Regions from separate parts of the Homo sapiens genome. Here region 2 is linked to region 1. Evidence: read pairs that join two places in POLR2A ChIA-PET (ENCODE). Cell type or tissue: B cell. All regions are shown on one strand.

Region 1 (2,500 bases):
AATGTTTAGCCCTCAGCTGGAACTTTAATAATATTAGTTTCCTTCTCTTCCTCCCACCTAAAGTCCCACCACTCAGAACATAAAATGTGGAATATTCACTCCATTGCTTTTACCTAAAATGTACATCATGACTTCAAATTATTCTTACTGCTTACTATTTCAAAGAGATGGTTTTTTGTCCCCCAAAATCAATCCAATGGGTTGGTCTATTCATGACCTAATCCTTGATCTTTCTTTAGAGAAATGTTAGTTCCAGGGTACTCAAAGTCTCTTGAAGCCACTTTGAAACAATGATGAATCTTGCTTCATTCAAATGTAGCCCCTTCATCTGCCCCAGACTTGGCATTGAAGCTGACCTTTTGCAGCCAAATAAACTTCAGTGCCCAGCAGATCTGATTTCAATAATCTGTCCCTCTACCCACAATTGACAGCTCCTTATTCCAGAATTTTCTATAAACTACCAGGAAAGTCCACTAGAGGTCACTTTACTGCCACATGCAATGAATGGGAATGTTGGAGCTCCACTTCCTCTAAAAAGGCTATGAATTAACAGAGTGTTGGTGTTGATGTTCTAGGAAAATATGAGAGCCAGTTGGAGAGTAATTACATATTCCCATGCCATGGCACACAGTGCTCCCAGATTTTCTGATATGTGAGGCTGAAAATTATGGAAAACTGAGAGGAAATCAGATTATTCCATCTCAAAAGCCACATTCACTACTGAGGTCTTCATACTAGATCAGATCTCAGAACTCCAGAAGTACGCTAGCGCAGGCAGGAATCCTAATTTGGAGACAGTACATTCATGGATATCAGAAGGTCTGTGAGTCTCTAAAATTGTGTGCATTTTTCTGAGGACAGAAAGAACCTCAAAAAGGTCTAAAAGATGAGAAGGTCTGTGAACCTCTAAAATTGTGTGCATTTTGCTGAGGACAGAAAGATCCTCAATAAGGTTTTAAAGAAGAGGGAGAAATCTGATTCAGGGCCATCTGACTCACGGCCACCATTGGAAGAGCACTTTTTTGTCTTTAAATCTTTTCTGACACGGAAGAAAATTCAAGGAAAAATCTGGACTGAGAAATCCCCTCCAACTCTAAGACATCTTGTTAGTCAGAGACTGGGTAAGCCCCAGTTTTTTTTTTTTTTTTTTTTTAGAAAGAGGCTGAATGGCGGAACTGAAAGGCTAGCAAAGCCTCAGCACTCACCACCAAGCTAAAAGGAACAGAATAAATGATAATTGTCAGTAGTTAAGGCAGAAAACAAAAGGAAGATAAATGAGAATGGCTCACCAGGACCTGAAACCCCAAGCACTTGGGACAAATGGGGATCATTGACATAGAAAAAGGGGTGAGACCCCCCAGGGTGATGCAGATTTGTTTGAGGCTGGGTGACCAGCCCCAGAGATAGGAGTCCTCACTGGCCAGCCCTCCCCTCCCCGGCAGCCCAGCGCGAGCTCACAATTTCTCTTCCTTCCGATGGCAGTCGTCGGCTCCTAGGGAATTAAACTGATCAAAATGGAAAGCTTGGGGTGAGCAGAGCCTGCCACCACCCCGGAGCCTGATAGTTCAGAACAGTCTAAACTGAGTAGACAGGCAACGCTGAAGGGAAAGAGAATTCGGGGAACTGCGATGTATTTCTGTTCCTTTAGAAATGGAAGGTTTGGGCTTTAATGTGATCTCAAGCCATTTGGGGGAAGTTTGGAGTTTAGAATGATTTGAAGAATAAAGGCCTTGTTTTTGACTGACTGTTATTTCAGATCTTACCCATCTATCAATTAAATCTGACTTATTAACAGTATCTGGCAAAAATTCTGTCCGTTTGAGGATGGTGTGTGGTATTCTTGTACCTAACTATTCTCCTTAACCTTTTGGGAAAATGACCATATCCGTTTGTCTTAGCACTGGGCCCCCTCAGGACTTGCAAGGCTTTTTTTTTTTTTTTTTTTTTTTTTTTTTTTTTTTTTTTTTTTTTGAGCCAGAGTCTCGTCTCACTCTGTCACCCAGGCTTGAGTGCAATGAAGCAATCTTGGCTCACTGCAACTTCCGGGTTCAAGCGATTGTCCTGCTTCAGCCTCCTGAGTAGCTGGGATTACAGGCGCACACCACCATGCCAGGCTAATTTTTGTATTTTTAGTAGAGACGAGGTTTCACCATGTTGGCCAGGCTGGTCTTGAACTCCTGACCTCATGATCCCCCCGCCCTGGCCTCCCAAAGTGCTGGGATTACAGGTGTGAGCTTCTGCGCCCGGCCAAGGACTTGCAGGGCTTAAGGAGAGAATTGTGTTTTCTATTATGTCTTAAAAGCCAGCAAACTGTAAATCCTAGAGAGGAATCATTTTCAGGAAACTAGAGATGTAGTCCAGCCTTGGAGTAGCTTGCCATCCATACAGTCTTAAAGGTACTATCAATTTCTTTTTAAATCAAAGCATCAAACAGGCACCACTGTTTGTAAGGACTTGGGGAAAAATGAGCCCAATTGATACTTCTTTTCAAGCAAGTAAC
Region 2 (2,500 bases), 880 kb before region 1:
GCAGTGAGCCAAGATCATGCCAGTGCACTCCAGCCTGGGCGACAGAGTGAGACTCTGTCTCTAAAAAAAAAAAAAAGAAAAGAAAAAAAAAAGAAACAAAAAGAAAATTGAATGCTTTTCTATTTGTCTTTGTTTTACTGATTTTGATAGTCATAGGCTTTCTGTGTTACAGATGCATTCTAAAAATTGCAATATTTGAAAGGTTTAAAAAATGGGGTGTGAAGGGGAGCTGGGCACGGTGGCTCACGCCTGTAATCCCAGCACTTTGGGAGGCTCAGGCGGGTGGATCACCTGAGGTCAGGAGTTTGAGACCAGCCTGGCCAACATGGCAAAACCCTGTCTCTACTAAAAATACAAAAAAACTAGCCAGGCATGGTGGTGTGAGCCTGTAGTCCCAGCTACTCAGGAGGCTGAGCCAGGAGAATCGCTTGTACCCAGGAGGCAGAGGTTGCAGTGAGCTGAGACTGCGTCACTGCACTCCATCCTGGGCAATAGAGGGAGACTCTGTCTCAAAAAAATTTAAAAATACCAGAAATTAGCCGGGCATGGTTGCACACACACCTGTAGTCCCAGCTGCTTAGGAGGCTAAGGCACGAGAATCGCTTGTACCCAGGAGGCAGAGGTTACAGTGAGCCAAGATCATGCCAGTGCACTCCAGCCTGGGCGATAGAGTGAGACTCTGTCTCCAAAAAAAAAAAAAAAAGGAAAAGAAACAAAAAGAAAACTGAATGCTTTTCTTTCTATTTTTATTGTTTTTCTCTGTTTTATTGTTTTTTGATAGTCATAGGCTTTCTGTGTTGCAGATGCATTCTAAAAATTGCAATATTTGAAAGGTTTAAAAAATGGGGTATGGGCCGGGCGCAGTGGCTCACGCCTGTAATCCCAGCACTTTGGGAGGCTGAGGCAGGCAGATCACAAGGTCAGGAGATCGAGACCATCCTGGCTAACACGGTGAAACCCCGTCTCTACTAAAAATACAAAAAAAATGAGCCAGGCGTGGTGGTGGGTGCCTGTAGTCCCAGCTACTCGGGAGGCTGAGGTAGGAGAATGGCTTGAACCCGGGAGGCGGAGGTTGCAGTGAGCCAAGATCGCGCAACTGCACTCCAGCCTGGGTGACAGAGCGAGACTCTGTCTCAAAAAAAAAAAAAAAAAAAAAAAGGGATATGAAGGGAGGCTGGGCACGGTGACTCACGCCTGTAATCCCAGCACTTTGGGAGGCTCAGTTGGGCGGATCACCTGAGGTCAGGAGTTCCAGACCAGCCTGGGCAACATGGTGAAACACTGTCTCTACTAAAACTACAAAAATTAGCCAGGCGTGGTAGTGGGTACCTGTAATCCCAACTACTTGGGAGGCTGAGGCAGGAGAATCACTTTAACCCAGGAGGCTGAGGTTGCAGTGAGCCGAGACTGCACCACTGCACTCCAGCCTGGGCAACAAGAGTGAAACTCCATTTAAAAAAAAAAAAAAAAAAAAAAAAAAAAAAAGCGGGGGGGCAGGAATGAAGAAAAAGGGAGATAAGAGATATTTCACAATTTGTTAATAGATAAATGAATATTTCACATTTCACATTCTAAAGAAATAAAAATAGCCTTCTTGTCCAGGACCAAAAGGAGATGTAGAAAGAAAAAGGAAAAATAAAAATAAGCTGATTAGTTTTTATCACTTGTTATAAGGAAGAAATAGCTAATGACACTAAATACTCTCTATTTAGAAGAATGTTAGAAATTAAATTCTAGGCCAGGGCGGTGGCTCATGCCTGTAATCCCAGCACTTTGGGAGGCCAAGGTGGGAAGATCACGAGGGCAAGAGATTGAGACCATCCTGGCCAACATGGTGAAACCCCGTCTCTACCAAAAATACAAAAAGTAGCTGGGCATGGTGGTGCACGACTGTAGTCCCAGCTACTTGGGAGGCTGAGGCAGGAGAATCACTTGCACTCGGGAGTTGGAGGTTGCAGTGAGCCAAGATCACGCCACTGTACTCCAGCCTGGCAACAGAGCAAGACTCTGTTTCAAAAAAAAAAAAAGAAATTAAATTCTAAAAAGCCCATTGCTCATAGCTCTAAGTTCAAGATTAAAGCAATAATTCGTGTTAATTAATGCCTGTCCCTCTATCTTCTCTCCTTAATTGTCTCCAGCTAAGAAAGTATCAGAGCTGGAAAATCCACCATTACCGTTTCCAACTCAAATGGGCTTCCAGGACACCCAGGTTGTCCTTAATTCCCTCTGCAGATGTACCTCCTTGTAATCCGCAAAAGCCGTCATTCCACCCCATTCCCAATTACCTGGCCAGCCATTTGCCTGTTGCTACTGAAGTCTCTAGTTCCTCCTCCTCAAGGGCACCAGAGTAACATTCAACCTAACATCCAGCCTGCACTCCTGCTCATCTTAGCTAAAACAACACCTTTTCCTGTTTTATTTTCCTAGTAGCTATATTTTCTGTATATATAAAAAAAAGTTCTCTTGTTTGTTTACACATTTGCTGTCAGTTCTTGTTACA

Evidence for each region. Peaks named below come from ENCODE experiments on the same cell type or tissue, not always from the same donor. Only the 100,000 strongest peaks of a DNase experiment are listed, where the experiment ranks them.
Region 2: POLR2A ChIA-PET joins it to region 1 with 15 read pairs; 2 of 35 experiments call an interaction of 5 or more read pairs at or near these places.

What each region holds. Positions count from the first base shown.
Region 1 is chr12:95,573,020-95,575,519 of GRCh38, reverse strand. No RefSeq gene overlaps it. Among named protein-coding and RNA genes, the nearest start is that of USP44, 23 kb to the right of the region's middle. RefSeq lists an enhancer at 1,266-1,395. In B cell, a CTCF peak has its summit at 508 (motif pointing right); a DNase peak (open chromatin) is centred at 1,159; H3K4me3 peaks cover 1,171 bases; H3K27ac peaks cover 2,428 bases.
Region 2 is chr12:96,457,514-96,460,013 of GRCh38, reverse strand. No RefSeq gene overlaps it. Among named protein-coding and RNA genes, the nearest start is that of CFAP54, 31 kb to the left of the region's middle. In B cell, no CTCF peak of the experiment used is centred here; no DNase peak of the experiment used is centred here.